2 separate regions of the Mus musculus genome follow, and region 2 is linked to region 1. The links are chromatin loops, found by intact Hi-C in ENCODE. Cell type or tissue: gastrocnemius. All regions are shown on one strand. Links, peaks and the distances in the headings refer to the core of each region. The heading gives the core; the rest is flanking DNA.

Region 1 (9,704 bases), core at 1,139-9,138:
CCACTTATGACTGATTTACATTTCCCCTTATTTATGGCCTCTGAGCTTCAGCTAAATTTGTATTATTTTACAGAATTTAAGGCATATTTTTTGATTGTTCACGAAACAAAAATGACTGATTCCCTTGAAGATTGAGAAGACTGGGCACTGTGGCCGTCCACTCCCAGGTGACAACATTAGTGGAACTGATACTCTCTGACCCTGTGCTCTTACAGCCATGTCATCTGATTTTCTGGTATGTCTTGATCATAGTACAAATAAATATAACCGTTTGCACTAAATTGGGTACCTTCTTGAGCCTGCTCCAAGAACTATATAAGCTGTCCTTACTAGGTAATCTCGGGCATGTCATAATTATTTTTTAAAAATTCTCTAAAATGCATAAGCATAAGTCGTTGCAAAAAAGCAAAGAAAAAAGAAAAACAGAAAAAAGGAAAACAAACAAATGCAATCATAAACAGTGCGGTTATTATGTAAATGAGCATGAGGGTGGGGAACTGTGGGTCTGGTTGTAAATAGCTACCTCTCATGCCCCTGACATTCGGAACATCTGTGCAAGATGCTCCTAACTCTACTTCTGTCTGGAACACTTCCTTCACAAACCTCCACCACTTGCTCTGCCCACACCCATCCTCGGGGGGCCCACAGAAGAGCCTGGTTCTCTCTGCTCCCCTCGTCCACGCTTGGGCTAGCCTGCTCTCCCAACACTCTCCCTGCCATCATATCAACCCCTAATTAGTTCCCTACACTACACAAGCCTCTGGAGTTCGAGTTACACTCTCCTCCCGTCCCAACTCCTCCCTCCACTCTTCATTTAAATGAACCCTCAACATAGCCAAAGCACAAGACTGTACCAGGGAGATACTGCTGAACGGATGCAATCCTGTGTTCATGAGACTTGTACTCCAGGAGCAGAGACTAGAATAAAAGGGCATAAGTATAACTAGATAAGCAGAGAACAAACATCTAACACGCCAAATGGTGATTCATGTTTGGAGAAAAATAAAGCTAGCTCCATGGACAGTGAATGATACAATCACGTAGAGAAGGGCAGAAAGACTGCTCAGAGAGGGAATGACTCAAGCCGGGCAGTGGTGCAGCAATTGTGAGGCAGAGGCAGGCAGATTTCTGAGTTCGAGGCCAGCCTGATCTACAGAATGAGTTCCAGGACAGCCAGGGTACACAGAGGAAACTCTGTTGCAAAACAAACAAACAAACAAACAAACAAACAAAAATTAATACGGAATGAAATAACTGACACATAAAAACTCTGGCTGATCAGGTAGAAAATGCCCCCATCTAAACTAGAAGCCACTACTGAGATGATCAGCGTTGCCATTTGGGACCTGGGCACAGTGGCTCTCTGCCTTTCAGTTTATAAATGCAAGAAGAATCCGGATGCTTTTTAATAGCCAAGTATTAGAAAAAGAAGTTTTGGAATCTACTAAATTCTCCTCGTGTCTGACTAACTAGAGGCTTTATTTCAGAACTTAACAGTAATCTTAATTCATTGATAAACAGCAGCAAGGAAATTTTGTTTAGCATTTCTCTCGATTTACTTAATAAGAAAGTCTTTATTTCCATACACCTCAAGGGACAAGTTTTATTTGCAGAACGCTAGCTTATGAGAAAGCTTTAGCTGTCTAATAAACTCCATTGTTAATCTTTTTGAAAGTCTCGTGGCATGTTTATTTAGCGACGCTCGTGAGATATGGCAGATCACACCCAAGCAACTGCGTTCGGTGTCCTAGCATCTAGCAACAGAGTGGAGGAGAACTTCAGGTGGAGAAGGAACTGGAGACTTCTTAAGGACTAAGTGAACCCTTGATCCTATCACTGGAGCTAGAAACACTTAGCCAAAGCCCAAACACTGTGTCTCTTTATGCCCCCAACACCTCCTGTCTTTCATCTGCTGTGCTGCATCGCTTAGAGACAGGAAAGAAAGCCAAGTGCTACTATGCACAGATGTTCTCTGTTTTATTTATCCACGAGGAAGAAAGAGGAAGGCAAATAAATCTGGCATAGAAAATTTGGAATAAAAAAGATGAGACTAATACAATCATAGGTCTGCAAAAAAACACCGCTCAGAAAGGTTTACAGCACAATGTAAACCAACAGGTAGATCGGCAAAGGAAACAATATAAAAACAACGCCAAACGTTATCAAAAATCTCTGTGTCAAGGTCAGTGAAGGAGAAGGGGAAGTGATTCTGAATGGCCAGTGAGACTGTCACATGAGCCAGGCTTTGATCCCAAGGAAGTATGAGAGGGTGGGAGTGGGTGGGGGTAGAACTCCGCTTGGGGAAGATGAGGCAGAGATACTGAAAGATACAGATGGGGCAGATTTCCGAATTACAGCAGGCCACGTATGTGCTATGAAATGGGGCTGCACCAGACTATGGTCTTCTCTGGACATCCAACCTATAAGGAGATCTGGCTTTATCTGTGTGGGGAACAAGAAGCCATCGAAGGGTTTCATGACCCTGCCATATTCAGAGAGTTTGAAATGATGGGGTCCTGAAGGTGCTGGTGAGGCAAGAGACCTCTGCAGCGGCTGGCAAATGTGACCAGGGTCCAGGCGGGAGCGGGCAGTGGGAAGGGAAGGAAATGATATTCTAGAAAAAGAATACAATCTATAGAGTTAATTCTACAGACTGTGGGTGCAGCCGAGGAGAAAGGCATGTAATAGGTGCCATGTCACTGATAACAAACTGGTTTACACATATTGGTTTACACCATAGTCAGAGAGTGGGACGTCTAAGCAAAAATGTTTAACCAGCTCATCAGCAGTCTGCACCTAAAACCTGTGAACAACATTAAATAAGGTGCCTTAAAGTACTACGATATTCTCTGCTGCGTGCTATATCGTTCACTTACACGGCTAGGAGAAAGACGACAGAGGTGACCTGTGCAACACAGCAGTATTTGCATAAGTGCTTGTCAAATAAGAGAAGATCCAAAGAAGACTAATCTGTCACACTTTCTCTGGGTCCTTGTACTAACTATATAGATGCATATAAAAAAGTACTACACCATATGCCTGCATATACTACACCATATAACTGCATATGCCAAACTTCCAAGTTCTCTACATTTATCCTGGGTTTTAGGTAGTGACTGAGATAAGGGGGAAACAGTCTGTCCTTTAAAAATAGCAGTCAGTAGGCAAGGAGAGAAGAATGTCTTTGGGAGTGTTTCCACCTGCTGAGATCACTGGGACAAAAGTAAACTGTCGCCTTAATGATTAGTAGGCACCTGCAAGTACTAATACTAGCATGGAGCTCAGTATGTAGACCAGGTTCATAGAGATCTGCCTGTCTCAGTTTCCAGAATGCTGGGATTAAGGCATGTGGTACATAGTGGTACCCTGTCCCCAAACAAACAAACAAAAGCAGCCATTTGTATAGTGTCTATTGTATAAAATTCATATCAACCCACACACCTTCTTTTCATCTCTGGACTTGCCATATACAAGTCTACCAAACGACATCCATTCTACCTTTAGGTTCCAGGCCAGGGTCTCCTGTGTCCCTGGTCATTTGCATACAGGGCCAGGAGCGCAAGTGCGGCAGGCAGATCTACAGGGCCTGACAGCTGTTTCTATAGCAGTCAACAGTCTTTTATTTACCAAAGGTTTCCAGGGTGAGCTAGGTCAATCCCTTCCTGCCTCTTAGCAACCATGAAGGCCATGTGACTTAAAATTTTTCAGTTAAAATGCTCAGAGCAAGAGAAAAAAAATGGAGAACTCTAAACAGGAGAGAACAAAGAGGCAGAAGGGTGGACTCACCAACTTAGAGGGCATCTAAGCATGCAGTAGTTATTTAACACCAAGTATTCTCATTCACAGTACTCCAAGACTATGAGAATCTACAAATGCACTGCACTAAACAGTACAGCAGCAGGCAATCACAGATTTAGTTAATGACGGAAGTAATTCTAAGATAGTATATGGGTATCCTTTTTGAATACTGTAACAAAGGTACCAGCATTCCCAAGATCCTGTACTAGAAATACCTACATTAGGGTCTGTGAAAAATATACACATAAGACGTCACCAGGTTGTACAGGCTGCCCTGGAATTTCTTGCTGTGTCAGGGGTGTGCTTGAGGTTGAGGGTTCTCTCAAAAGCACCCACAGAAATGCATTCCCACTGCTGTGAATCCATATCTGAGCTGTCCATTTAAAACGCATATACAATGAACCATTAATAGCTCATTCACAGCCTGGCACCATGGCTAACACCTACAACTGCAAACCTCGGAAGCTAACAGTTCGAGACCAGACTGGGCTGCATAGTAAGTTCCAGACCAGCTAAGCCTGTGAGATAGTCTGTCAAAAAATGAAAGGAAAAAAAAATAACTGATAAATACATTTCTTTAAATTAGGCAATACACTTTGAATATCTAAAATGGGAGAGGAGCAGAGAAGTGACGGATACTGCCAGACCTCTTCACTAAGTGAAACTCACAAAGGAAAATTCCCATAAAACGTTGACAATGCACTTGTAAATTTCCACAAATTACTACCGAAAGACATATTGTAATGGGAAACCGTTAATCCTATCTGTGCTAGCTGAGATACCGCTGTTCTGTCAATGGCCAGCATTTATACGACAGATCCCCACACAACCCTGACAGCAGAGTGGTCCGAAAAACATGAATGCAGTAATTTCCAGCAACAGTAACTTTACAGACTGGATCAAATGAGACAGTAGGTGTATTCTACCATAAATAAATTCTGACACCTCACTCCCACTGCTGCCTTTGAAAACTGTTCCGTCCTTGTGGCTCGCAGTTCTCAGCTACTCCAGCTTTATCTGCCTCCTAACTACTGAGTCTGACAGTGACTAAGTTCCACACAACCTCACAGGGCTTAGGGCTTGTCTAGAGCTATTAGTCTTACAGAAAGTCTCCTGATGGTCCTTGGGTTTTGTTTTTTGGTTTTTTTTTTTGTTTTTTGTTTTTGTTTTTTTTTGTTTTTGTTTTTGTTTTTGCATGTCCATGAAGAAGAGAGACCCGAGCAGCACAGCCCACGGTGTCTCACCAGGTCCCGGAGAAACCCTGCCCCATGCTGTGGTCTGCACTCCAAAAGCCCACCTCCCAAACAAAACAAAACAGAGAAGCCAGGGTAGCAGCTTCTCACTATCAGGCATAGTGACACAAAATAAGGGCATGGCCTGTGGCACAAAGCGCTTCAGGACAAACTTTCGGACTCAGCAATCCACACCATCCAAACAGGGCTCTGTTGGCAGAAAATGGTAAAAAGCAGTGAAATCTTCTCCTACCTGTCTGCTTTCCCTCTGAGAAGATGTTGAAGACGAGGCACTTCTATGGGTCGGAGTGGATGTTTTATGAGCAGGGGATATGCCCTTCTCGTCTGAACTCATTGCTGCAATTAGTCTAGGGATGTGCACGGAAGACCATCCCAATCCTCCTTGCAATTCACAGACAGAGAAGCAGACAATCTGTGGCTTTAGTCCATCTCCCTCGGATCAGACTGGACTAGGAAAACTCAGGCCACTGCTGACGAGTCCAAACCACCTTAAAACAGAACAAACAGAAAGTCTCATGTAATTTAAAAAGAAATAGCAATCACTCTATTTAGGGGGAAACTAATTTGCATTAATGGAGGGAATAAGGAATAGTTGGAAGTGCAGGTCTGGGGCTCGGAGACCTCTAGGTTGCAGACACAGGTTATGATTGATGGTGGTACATCCATAGAATGATTCATATGTGGATTCTGAAATTTTTGTATGTGTACAGAATTTGGCGGGTGCCTATAGTCATATTGAATTTCTAACATTATGCCAACAAATCATGTGAACTTGAATGTGATCATTAGGATTCTAATGATCACCTACTTGCAGACAATAATCAAACAGCAATCCCTTGGGTGGGGCAGGTAGCTCAGTGGCAGAGCCCTTGTCAAGGGTGAGCAAGGCTCTGGGTTCAATCTGAACACCAAAAAAAAAAAAAATCAATCAATTAATTACTAGCTTAAAAAGAACAATCCCAACAATAAAGAGAATTTTTTTTATGAATTTGTAAACCTGGATATTCTAATGACTGAAACTTGTAATGCTTTCTTGGAATTTTAAATTTCCTGACATTGTAGTAAAAATAAAAACTGCTTAGCTGAGCTAGAGCTGAGCAGTTAAGGGCGGTAGCTGTTCTCCCCGGGAAGCCACGTATAATTCTCTGCACCAACATGATGGCTTACTTCCTATAACTCCATGTTCAGGGATCCAGCTTCCTCTTCTAACCTGCAAGGGCACCAGGCATGCACATCACAGACATGCATGCAGGTAAAACACCCATATACATAAAAATAAACTTCAAAAATCTTTTTAAAAAAATCAAACTGCTTAGCATCCAAATTGTAAGAATAGGTTTCAAAGCAAAATTAGCCTTTTTAAATCATAAATTCAAAGAGCCAAATGTGCTTTTGTTAAATAGCGGTCAGGTTTCATCTTTGACTGGCAAAAGGCAGTTAAAGAAGCCAGCACCTGATGGATGATCGGCTAATTTGTTCAAGGAAGGCAATCTAATAAGTGTGAATAAAGGCCCTGAAGTCAATCCCTGGTGCCTGGAAGCAGGAAAGTGAGAAGCTATTTAGATCCTCGACTCAAAGTACTTTGTTTTCCAGTCCAAGATGTTTTACAAGTAGATACTGACACTGGAGCCAAAAGCATGGCGGCTTTGTGATGTGTTCAAGTGGCCCCAGGGGATGAGGCTGAAAGGCCCAACTTATTAAACTATTATCCACTCAGAAGTAAATTCAATCCAAGTTTCAGGCCCTCTGTCAGTCTCTGACACACACTCTCCCTCATTCCCTCCCCCACCTCTCCTGGTCCCTCCTCTTTCCTTTCTTCTTCTCTTCCTATCTATCTATCTATCTATCTATCTATCTATCTATCTATCTACCTATCTACCTATCTATCTATCTATCTATCTATCTATCTATCTATCTATCTATCTATCTATCTATCTGGCTTCATTAATACTAACGCTAATATCTTATCTTAACATGACATTTTCAGGCTAACTTTTTCTCAATGAAAGGGCCACGCTCAGTCTGACCATACTGTGAATGCAAATATTCAAGGAAAGGGAAACCAACGGATCAAACATTAAATGCATCCCAAGGTCCATTTGTGAGGTTGCTGTTGTTGTTGTTACCTGTAAGTTTGGAATCTCTTTTGTTTTTATACAAAAGGTGTTGTGTGACTTTTCCTGGTATACCTGAACAACTCACCTCAGATAAGGAACTTATGATAGCTCAAAGTTAAACTTAGTTTAACTTTGTTAACCAAACTCAGTAAACTGAGTTTACTGGGTTATTGACAGGAGGATGGATTTCGGGGGGGGGGGCTACATACAGGCAAATAAATGATCAACCCAAAGCAACTGCACCACTGAAATGCCTATCCTATCATGGGTGATATCCAGGAAAGCTAGATCCTCCAGCACCCTGTAGGGCTTGCAGGCATCTTGGCTGGTGGGAGTCTCCTCCCCCCACCAACGTTACTGCTGACATAACCTCGGCCTAGTGAATCTTGGAAGTTGTAGGAACTTCCTGAGACTTGTAAGCTTTATTTACTTCATGGATCTTAAGGAACCTCTCTTCAGGACGGAATGTTCCAATTGGGCAGAAACTGCGCCTCCCAACAAAAGCATGTCAGGTGTCCCATATGAAACTCGAGTGGTTTTTAAATCTTATCCCAACCAGGCATCAATCAAAGGTTGGAGTACCTCCTCTATTTTTAATGCATTACGAAAGGAATTTTTAAGTTCTGTTTGGAGTTTGAAACTACCTATTCTTTATTCCTAGAGTGTAGAATTTACCCCGAGCAACCTAAGAAAGATTTATTTTATTTCCAGTGAAGCACATTTGCAGAAACTGCCAAAAAAATGTTATAAGCCCGAGATCATGCACTCCAAAGGCATCGCCAACACAATTACTATACTCAGCAAAAAAAAACCCCAAAACCACTATAACTGAAAATAACAGTAATATGAGAGCAGAAACCCTCATTTTTCTCTCATTTTCCCTCATATACGTAGGAACACAAGCATTGTAAAGTACTGTGACATTTGCATTTATTTACACGGAGGGACATACAATTCAGGTTTATACAATTTATGACCCAAGAATCACATCAGGGAGAGCCTGCAGAGCTTGTTGTTCATAGGAATCATAAATTATATGTGGCCAAAAAAGCATTTGAAAGGAAAGGGTTTAGCTTGAGCTAAGTGCTGCTGTGTGAATACATCCTCCAGGCTGGGTATGCAGGGTCCTAGAATCCCTGCACTGTGCCCTGAAGGAGCAGCAGACATGAAAGAGGAGCACACAGCCTTGGCAGTGTTGTAGATAGATGACAGTCACTACCACTCAAGTGCCTTGCTCAAATGGAAGTCAAATGGCCCCACTCAGGTGAGCAGTGTATGAAATCCCTGAGAGAGATGAAGGAAATATGACCTGAATAATGTAAGTAGTTATAAAAATAAAGGAAAATGTGAAATGCTTAGATGATATATTATTGATTTAAAATAGCTATTACTGAGTATTCCTACCATTCTGTTTGGTTAAAATAGAATAAAAATATCCTAACAAGGGTTATCTTTCGTTGTTGAAGCGGAGTCAATTCAGAAACAGCACAGGTTCAAACCAAACACAATCCCAGCAGGATGAATTTGAAAAAGGCGAATTTGAGTGTGAACCAAATATAGTTGACACAAATAATCTATTGGCAAAGGTCAGGATGCATACAAAGAAAATAAAATCAGAGTCCCCCCTCCCCTCGTCTCTCCTTTGTGTATGTCTCAAACATCTGTGAAAATTAATCCATACACATAAGAAAATATAAATTTTATTTAGAGTAAAAGGAAGGAGCTGGAGAGCACAGGTGTTTTCACAGAACGTAAGGAAAGCGGTGCCTTTGGCAGAGCTAGGGCAGGTTTGGGGACAACGGGACTGACCTAGTTTAAGAACCTGAAGCTATGACATCAGAATTGGAATTTGGTAATTAGAGGGATGCTAATGCAGTACAACATGGTTCTTCAGAAAACACATTTTATCTTGTTATATTTTATTATTATCCCTTAGAAGTCTGTTTGTTTTCTAATGGGAAACAGAAGAGGGGTGGACCTGGATGGGAGGGGAGTTAGGGAGAGGCGAGGAGAAACCGGAACCAGTTAATTTATTATCTGAGGGAAAAAAGTATTTTCAATAAAAGGAAAAGAAAAGATATTAGAATTGGTTACCAAAAAAAGGAAATACACAGGAAGAACAAAAGGTTAGGGAGATGCCAGAAGGAAGGAAAAAAGGAAGGGAGGGAGGGAGGGAGGGAGGAAAAAAGAAAAACAAAATTGAAGAAATCCTCTTGCAGACAGACAGACAAACAAACAAACAAACAAACCAACCAACAAAAGGTCCTGGAGCTAAAGGGTGAGCAGGAGCTAACACACAAAGCATCTAACTGAATCTACAGATAACAACGATCCTGAGCAATGACTGAAATGAATGATAGCCAAAATGTTTCCAAACATAAAAATTTGATCACACTCTAACAGGAAAATAAGGTAGAAAAATAACTCAAAACAAGACCCCAACAAAATTACTGAATTTAGACCGCACTGTGGGAAGCAATTCAATAAATTATAAATTAATCATAGAGTAGGAGTGAGAACAGGCTCTGAACGCACA
Region 2 (9,704 bases), core at 1,020-9,019, 120 kb after region 1:
TAAAAACCTGAGCTAGGAGTGGCTCTAGCCCCATTATTCATACAGCGGAGACAGAGGATCTTGAGTCTGAGGTCAGCTTGGGCCACATAATTAGTTCAAGGCCAGCCTGAACTACATAGGGAGAATCTGTCAAAACAGAAATAGAGCAAAGGAACAAATAAAAAGTTCCTTGTCTCCAAAGGGGAGCACAGAGACTCTGTTAGAATGACAGAGCTAGAGAGGGCTGTACATTTATTTATCAAGGAGGTATAATGAGACAATAGAAGCCCATGTGCGTATGCTTGACAACATTCAATCAGAAACATTAGGAGAGCAAACCCAAAGGTCCCTATCCCTCAGGCCCACTACATTATCTGTGCCCTTGGAAAGTGACTGTTAGCATCCTTGCTCCAGGTAAGTGGTGGCTTAGAACCCAACCCTCACATTGCATACTGTGGATGATTTGCTCTTCCCACCTCATCCACCCCATCCTTCTCCTTCTCCTGCAAGCCCAGGACTCCCTCAACTCTGTAGCTCAATGCCGCCTTCCACATGGACACACTACTGTATCTTAATCAAGATGTTATTGGTTTATGTTCCATCCGTAAGTAAGCAATACAGATGAGTCTTCTGTACTGCTCCTCTGATGACGTCTCCGTACTCATTGAGATACATTGCAGGGGTCCATCCTTCAGTGCAGGATCCTCACCACCCCTGGGAGCGCCAAAGCCTATGTGTTCAAACAGAAGTTGATAGGAACTAACTCTGTAATTCACATCTGAAATCCACTGTAGCTTCTCCAGTTCCCTCACTTAGATATCTCAGACTCTTTCCTCTCTTCCTTACCTAAGATCACATCACAAGCCCTGGTTTGTCTTCTCAGTGATTTAAAATGAACTCTTCCTCATTTTCTCCAAACTTGAGAACTCTCGGATAACCAGGGTTCCTGCCTTGGATCTCTCTTCCTACCTTCTTTGTACCCATCATCCCCTGGACATCTGGAGTGATTTGTCTGTTGGGAAATTGCCAGTGCCTGCCTCCGCCATGGTCATACATTCCCTCAGTTCCAAGTAGCCCTCCTCCTCCCAGCATGACCATCCCTGCCCATGCTTCCTGCCAACATTCTTCACCAACTCTTGGCAATTCATGCTTCTACACAGGGGCAGCTTCTTGTCCTTCAAATGACACCTCTTGTGACAGCTCCAATGACCTTGTTTTCATTCTTTCCCTGAGAATTTTAAAATACCATCATTGGTTCCTTGCAAGATGCACTGTTTTTCTTTTCAAAAATACAACAATTATCTATACAAAACCCACCAGTCCTATGTAAGATCACTATGTGCAACTTATATCCACCTGTGGTCATCTCCCTGATCCACCTAAAAGACAACTGCACATTTTTTTTAACATTTATTTATTTGGGGACATACATGCCACAGCTTGAGTAGAGAGGTCAATAGACACCCTGTGGGAGCCAGTTCTTTCCTACCACCATATGGATTCCAGGGATCAAATTCAGGTCATCAGGTTTGCAACTGCCTTCACCTGCCGAGCCACCTGGCTGGCCCTATCCCAAGCTTCATGCTCACCACACTGCTTTTCTTAAAACAATAAAAATAAAAAGTGTATTTTAGAACATGTATGTTTAAAAAAATGTTTGCTTTTGTAGTTGCTTATCTGTGTCAGCTTGTTTCCTTGGCTCCCCTGAGTAAACTAAGACAACAGTCTTAGAAGACACAATGTGGCAATATTTAGTAACTCAAACACTCACAGAACTCTACAGTCCAGCAATTCGATCCCTTGGTATCTGCACCGGGAGAAATGTTTACACCTGTGCCTAAGGAAATATTTTTGCGATTTTTTTTTTTCAAAAGGAAGTGGCTGCGGCTGAGAACAGAGAAACACTGTTTGAGGACACAGATGGAATATTGTACAGCAATAGAAGTCAATTAGCTACTGCTACATACAACATGAGGATACAGTGATGAGTAAGGGAACTTAAAAAAAACACAGGAACAAAGGGATAGTGGTAAACTTTTTACTCTAAGATTTTTATTTGTTTTGGGGTTTTCTTTTTGGGTTTTTTTGGGGGGGGGTTAGGATTTTTTGTTTTGGCTCCCCTCCCCCCCAGACAGGGTTTCTCTGTATAGCCCTGGCTGTCCTGGAACTCACTTTGTAGACCAGGCTGGCCTCAAACTCAGAAATCTACCTGCCTCTGCCTCCCAAGTGCTGGGATTAAAGGCATGCGCCACCGAGGCCCAGCTAAGATTTTTAAAGTATAAATATGACTTAACTTTTACAGTAAACAAAAATTTTTCCTGCTTTCAACAATTTATACCTTGTCTTTCTTAAAGCAGTTATAACCTTACAAGGGCTGGCACATTCCACATCTCCCACAGAACCTAGACTAGTGTCTTCAACAAAGTAGGAACTTAATGAGGAATTACCAACTGAATGATCTCAGACTGCTAGTTAGCCAAGTATTGTAATAAAAGGAAACCTCTGTAGTCTTCTTGACTTCATGAGAGATCACATGAAGCTTTTGTCTACTTATAATTTACATAATCCATCTATAGGGCCACTACAGACCTCTCACCCAAAAGAACATTTAATCTTGGAAGGACTCTGTGTTTCTTACCAAAGTTAACTTAAATACAAGTAAAACTCACTTGAGGTTAAATAAAAGTAGAGAAACGACAGCATCTATTCATGATCCTCTGAAATTAGAACTACAGCTCTGTGAAACAGAACTTCAACATACTAGAACCAAGAGACATCTGATAAATCATTACAATTTGAAACAGAAGTCTGCCCCAAAGCAATCCTTCCACTGAATGTATAATTATCATTGACATAACAACTGAAAATCTGGACAAAACCAAGAATTTTTAAGGTTGGTAAAAGCAAAGGTTTTTAATTTCGAAATATCCTATTAACTTAAAAGATATTTTGGGTAAGATATATTAAATGAGGAAGCCAATAACAGGAGTAATATTCCACCAATCAGGGCCTTCCTTGTAACCCAATGAGGCATGCACATTCTCTGTAGGTGATTATAGCCGAGTTACACAGCATCTTCCCTTCGACCTTGGGAACCTGCTCGCTCCCAGAGTTACTGCTAGGTCTTCTGATTCATTTATTATGAGTCTTTGTACCTGCAATGCTGTAGCAAGCCCTAGATAGGAATATCAGCATCACAAACTCACAGTACTCAAAACTGTAGAAATGCTACCAAAGCAAATGGGGTGGGGGTGGAGAAGGAATATATAGATATGTATGCAAAAACTTAAAAGGAGGAAAACAAAGTTGAATAGTTTTAAGATGGAAGATTTAATTTTCCTTTGAAGTATACATTTCTTAAGTCTGTGACATAACTATTAATTAGTATGTATTTTAATATAAGAAAATATGTTCAAAATATTATTTTGTTAGGAGAAATTGCAATCGAATATATGACTTATTAAATCTTGCCGAAGGACTCCAAACTGGAAATTCTTTTTTTAAAAAAGCCTTATAGGACTTTCTGTCCAGAAGCGAGAAACAATTTGGCAACCCGGTGTTCCGTTTAGTTTCAGTCATTTGCTTCATGTCCATTATGTAATGCTTTCCCCAGCTTTTAGGTCTCTAGTTTCACCAACCTTTCAGGTAGATCACAGAATCGTCACAGAATCAGTATCTGGTCATAACTTTTAAAAGCAGCTTAAGACGTGGCTTACGGTGCGTCTGCAAACGGTAGAGGCTTTTAGAAATCTGCGGGTGTCATTCGTTCTCCGCAGCTTCCTCCCCAGGTTTCCCATCCCTCCTCCCCCAGCGTCCCCGGCGACTCGATCTGCGGGCAGCTCCAAGCTCGACGCAGGGGAAGCACGTCCTGACTGCAATGCAAACCCTGTCCCGGTCTGAACCGGAGAAGGGAGCTCGGGCGATGAGCGTGGACGCAGGCTGCAGGGAGGGCTGCAGGGACGCCAGCCGGGGGTAGCAAGGAGTGCTCGCGAGGACAGTCCGCAGTGCACGCGCACAACCAAACCCGATGCACAACTTGCCCGGCCACTGCCCGCGGCTCCCGGATTCCCTGAAAGGTGCAGCGTAGGCGTCAGCTCTCGTAGGCGCGGGCGCTCTCACCCGCACCGGTTCGGTTCTCCGCTGACAATTACATCAGTCCTCCCGGCCCCGACTTCCATTCCCAACCAGTCGGCCCTGGGGTGCGGGCATCGGGGATGAAGAACTGCCGCGGGGGGCGGAGAAGGGGGGCAGAGGGGAATGCGTGTAAAAGGAAGCCGGATTCCCCGGCAGCCGCGGGAAGGGAAGGCGGGCGGTGAGCGGGGACCGTGACACCGGTACCCCCTCCCACTCTGACCGCACCGGGGACCGATTTGGCCATCCTCGCTTCCGCGCTACCCAGCTGGGGTGCCTCTGGAGACAGCGATGCCTTGGGGGCCTGGGGCTGCGGCTGCCCACTCGGGTATCGCCAGGGTCCTCGGCCCTCTGGACGCGCACAATGCCCCCGGGCCGCGCGGCAAGCACCGCGTATCCACCCCGCGGCGGAGAGACACTTACCTGCAGGGCGAGCGGTAGGTCGCGGTGGGAGATGGCCCGTGCTATCTGCCCGGCGCGCAGGCTGGAGGAGGCTCCGGAGGCGCGGAGGACGGGCGCCGCCTGTGCCGAGCTGTGGTCTCCAGCGCGGACAGCGGCGGCCGCGCGGCGCCTCCAGTGGTCCTCCGCGCCGCAGCCCCTCCTCTCCCACGGGCGGGGCGCGCTGGCGGGGCGGCGCTCCGGGCTCCCCGCCCCCGGCTCCGGAACACCCGCCAGCCCCGATCGTTCCCGCGGGCTCCATGGTGTCCCGCTCTGCTCCCACCGCGCCCCCTTCGTGCGGGATCCAGCGCCCATCTGGTCCCTGCCTGGCGTCCACGGGAATCCGTGGGGTACCAAGATCAGTCATCCGAAAGACCCTGCCCGGGAGAGATAGGCCCCCCGCGTGTCCAGTCCTGCAGCGGCGGGAGCGCTGGGCTGGAAAAAAGAGGCCGGGAATGACTGCAGCGCTCCGGCCATGGAGCGGTGGGAGAGGGCTTCACCGGAGAACTGCAGCCTGGTGGCCTCCGCTCTGCGAGACCAAGCCCCTGGCCCTCGGCGCCCTTCGGAGGCCTCATTCAATAAATAAACAATATGTTTAGGCTTTCTGCCCTGCGAACTCTCAGTCCGGGAGAGACACTTGGACTGTGTGGAAGGAAGGACCAATGGCTTTAAAGTCCCTGGCAAAGCCCCGCAGTGTCCACGCAGCTTCCTTACACCCTTCCCACCCAGCAACTTCCATGCTAAAGCTATTCCTGGCATGCGTCCAAGACCAGATTGATCTAAAGGCAAATTTGCACGGAGGGAGGGGGGTACTTTAAATATTTGCACAGACGTTTCTTCTGTAAAGGGATAACTGAAGAATGTCCCTGTATCAAGACGTCTCTGTCATCAACAACTTCAAGGGGACAAATCTAGAGAACTGGGCCAAACAGGGACTCTTGGAGCGCTCTAGCTGTTTTGAATTGGGTGGAGGAAGGGGTTCCTTTAAAATCTGATGATCTGCCGCCTACTGAGATAGTCCTCATGGCATTTCCCAGTTGTCAGTGCTGATACAATGCTGGTGTGCTCTGACATAGCTCTGAGCATTCTTGCCTACATATCATTTCTCTTGAGTCTCCTTCTTACATGTGGGATTAACTTCTTCCATCTTGAATAAGGATCATCTTAAAATAACAAATGCTAGACCTTGTGACACATGGCAGTCTCACCCCAGTTTCCTCCCTGTGGAAACAGTCTCTACAAGGGAGCCATTATGTCGCTCAACTTCACTCTGTTATAGCTCCTTTTCCATCTGGGTCCCAGTGTGGCGGCAACTACTAAAACAGCTTTCACACACAAAAGTAGGCATACGTGAAAAATACCAGACAGTGAAAGGAGACCAGAGAACTCTTAGTCTTTATCTAAAAAAGGTCCTCTCAAAATTTTTCACATAACCCCTATTAGCAGAATCATAAACTACCCAGGGATATAGGAACTACCCAGACCCACACCTCACAATTTATTGTAAGAAAGCATGTATGCTTGCTATTCTCTTCCATAGCATTATTTGGAAGACAGATTTTGTACATCAGAGGGAAACATCTCCTCCTGCCTGTCTTACAGACAAATGGTCTAACGAAGATGTAATGGTGGGTGGATATCTGGGACAAATGGGTGGATTAAAGAGAGCTGGGTGTGTGTATAGAGCTGCATAGCAAAGACAGTTTCACCACTCTGGCTGTGTATCACAATATTTAGAAAACTCACCCTGGCAGAGATGTGTAAGTCGGAGTAACGGGCTTTTCCTTGTTCTCCAGCTATAGCAGTGTTTTTATTGCTCTGAAAAGTGCCAGGGGGGCAGCAGAGTTTTCTTTACATGTATATTCTTGTGAAAGCATAAGTCACAAGTCAGATGTTAGCTAAAAGGATCTCTGCTTCTGTAATCCATCCCTTTTATTTGTCTCAGAGAGGGACTTTTTCTGTGAAGAAAGATAAGGAGGCTCTTAAATGACCAGTGCTATTAATCCTATAATTCCATTACATGCAAATGAACTGAGCCGCATTTGAATAACCATAGTCCCACCATCAATTAATCTGCTCACACGTGCTCACACCTCTGCTTTCATTGCAGGTTTCTATCGGGTGCTATTTTGGCTGAGTTTACTTAAAAGGCTGAAATGCTTGCTAGTGCTTCACTGAAAGATGCAGTCCCAAGGCATCCTGTATGGAGAAGTGGTGAAGGGAAAGGCAAGCTGAGAGACAGACCAGATGTTTGACTAGTGAGTTATCTGGCCCTTCGGAATACACCAGAGAAAGAACTCCCGCAGCTTGTCATCAAAATGTTTGGGCTGGATTGTTCTTCGGACTACTTGGTGATGCTGAGAACTGTACTTCCTTGAATCTCCTTTCCTGTCTGTTCACAAGTCTATATCTGCCAGTAAGGGCAACAGTATAGAGTTGCCTGGTGTGTGAGGAACAAAGTAACAGAGCAGCCCTGTCAGCAGTCCCTCTATAACAGAAGGGTGTATGTGTGTGTGTGTGTGTGTGTGTGTGTGTGTGTGTGTGTGTGTGTCTGTGTGTGTGTGTCTGTGTGTCTGTGTGTCTGTGTGTCTGTGTGTGTGTGTGTGCTTCCCAGTTAGTTTGGACTCCCTTACCTGTGTCAAGGCTGGTCTCCCGTCCTTCCCCTCCCTCTTCAAAACTTCTTCATCTCCTCTAACAAATGCAAAGATGACTCCTTATGACAAATTCCCTATTACAGACGCCCCCATTGGTTCTGAATTCCCAAAGAACCCTGTTTACAAGGACCTGTACCCTGAGCTGGGCTGCCTCCATCTGAGGCAGGACAGGCACACAGGGAGCAGGTGTGGCAAATAGCTGCTGAGAAGCAAAGAGAAGGGGCGGGGCTCTAACTGTTATTGGAAGAATCCTGAGTTTCTCATTTTTAAGTTAAGAGACTTTACACTCTGCAACGGATTTATCAGGGCTAGTAAGAGGTGGGTAAAGAGATTTGCTACCAAGCCCGATGACCTGAATTGTTCCCTGAGACCCACGTAGTAAGAAAAAGACGAATATCTACAAGTTGGTCTCTGATCTACACACCCACACCTGGTGGCCATGCATGCACACAACCCCCGGGGGGAACCCTTTTGGGAAAAAAACCAAATATATGTAATTTTAAAAAGATGTGTTCTCTCTCTCTCTCTGTGTGTATCTCTGTGTGTCTGTGTGTATTTCTCTCTCTCTCTCTCTCTCTCTGAGTGTGTGTGTGTGTGTGTGTGTGTGTGTGTGTGTGAATGTGCCTGTGAGTGCAGGTGCCTACTGAGGCCAGAGGTATCAGATCCCCAGGAAGCTAGAGTTATAAGCAATTTTAAGACACCATAATGTGGGTGCAGGAACAGAGTTCAGGTCCTCTGCAAGAGCAGTGCACACTCCTCACTGCTGATCCATATCTCCAGCCCCCAAGAACCAAGCTCGTGAATTTCAATATCAAGGAGCAGAGTCAGAAAAGGGAAGGGCATCCTCTTGAGACACTGAGTTCTTCGAGGAAGGCTGCCCTGTTCCCTAGCGTGTTCAGGTGAGAAGAGTCTTTCTCTCGCCTTCCTTACAGCCTGCTTGGCAGATGTGGTGGTGGCTTTGCACGTATTCATAGAGCCCTCATCCCGAAATTGATGTAAAGCTTCCCCCCAATCTCATAGACTATTGAAGCCACTCTTCCCAAGAAGACTGTCGTCAAGAACCTGAGTTCTTGAGAAGTCAAACCTGGGAGTCTGCCCTACGTCCTTCACACCCACATTCTCATCATCTCCCCGAGTGGTTTGCCGATCCAGACCAGACAATACCACTGTCTCCATTTCAGAGTGAACCTTCTGTTCAGACAGCCTTCACTCAGTTTCAAAAAGGATAAAGAATTGAGTTTACACAAACAGATCAACTTGTCCTGCTGGAGGCAGGAGAGAGTGGTAGCTATTTGTTCCTTTATTTAATTCAGTAAATACATTCGAATGACGACTGGCCTGCATTAGTCACTGTTCTTGGGACTGAGCTATTGTAAGCAAGCAAGCAAAAAAAAAAAAAAAGCCCTTTTGCCCTGATGGAGTTTACCTTCTAACAGAGTGAGAGAACAAGCAACCTACTCAACAGATGAATAAACTATATACCAGAAACTCATAGGTGATACAGGATGTAAAGCATATTAACAGGGATGGGAAAGGATTGTCAAATAGCCAATAAATAAAATAATGAACCAGGGCTTCACCGAGAAGGTGACAATTGAACACAGGCATGACAAAGATGAGGAGGGTCACCTGGAGGTCTCCACTTCCATCCCACTCTACACTGTAGATGTACGTGCCTGGTACGTGTCCAGCAAGGGGAAGACCAACCAGCGTGCCTGGCACAGTGGATGAAGGAATATATAATAGGCCAGATCCCAAAGGGCCTGAAAGCCACGCCCCTAGCTGCTGTGTTGAAATAGACTCTACAGGAGCATGAGTGGGATCAGCCAGAGGGATCTTTTGTTTAGTCCAGGAATCAAGGTGCTGTGGGGCCAGCTAGGTGACTATGATAAAGAGAAATAGAATAACAATGCACTATACAGGAGTAGCCACCTTGCTTTTTTCTGGTGGGCTATATCCTGATAGATTAGCTGACACTGGTATTTGAATGACTTATGAATGAGACTTAATTTCATTACATTAGGGTAAGGAAAAACTCCCCTGGTCAAGTATATAGAATCTCTGGCCTGGATGGAGGACTGGCATCCCTGCTGAGTCAGGTCAATCACTTTGGCTAAGGGACTCAAAGGAGGACTGATCTTAAGCCATGCAATAGAGGTAGGAGGAATAACCAGTGTTCTAATGAGACACTTAACTTTTCCTCCACAGACTCTTCACCCCTCGTGCAGTACCTAATTGGTTGGCCACAGCTTTGTAAGTCTTCTGGCTTTTTTGAATGGTTTCTTCTTTCCATCCCTCTTCTAGGCATGCTTTCCTTAATGTTTTAGGTTTGCCCGATATTTTGGGGCCTCCTAACTCTCTAAAGCTTCCTTCCCTGCAATATTGCTGCTTGTTGGACATGTGACTCACCTCCTCTATGTCAGCTGATGTGGCTTGCCCCACCCTGTATCTCTCTCCTCCATTCTACAGAGAGCTGCTGAGAGTCACATCTGTCCTGTCTGG

Evidence for each region. Peaks named below come from ENCODE experiments on the same cell type or tissue, not always from the same donor. Only the 100,000 strongest peaks of a DNase experiment are listed, where the experiment ranks them.
Region 2: a loop joins it to region 1, with 1.9 times the contacts of the local background. A loop is called at or near these places in 4 of 42 quality-filtered maps.

The regions. Positions count from the first base shown.
Region 1 is chr2:76,519,724-76,529,427 of GRCm38, reverse strand. It overlaps Osbpl6 (oxysterol binding protein-like 6), which reads right to left. Exons shown (of 27, transcript NM_001290733.1): 4 at 5,284-5,539. The coding sequence starts at 5,385. Among named protein-coding and RNA genes, the nearest start is that of Gm52557, 93 kb to the right of the region's middle. In gastrocnemius, for the core only: no CTCF peak of the experiment used is centred there; no DNase peak of the experiment used is centred there.
Region 2 is chr2:76,401,519-76,411,222 of GRCm38, reverse strand. Osbpl6 (oxysterol binding protein-like 6) reads right to left here and starts at 4,715. Exons shown (of 27, transcript NM_001290733.1): 1 at 4,534-4,715. It overlaps Gm52557 (a long non-coding RNA gene), which reads left to right. Exons shown (of 3, transcript XR_003954042.1): 3 at 1-396. In gastrocnemius, for the core only: a CTCF peak has its summit at 4,689; DNase peaks (open chromatin) are centred at 1,537, 4,121, 4,721, 5,234 and 1 more place; H3K4me3 peaks cover 2,989 bases; H3K27ac peaks cover 4,005 bases.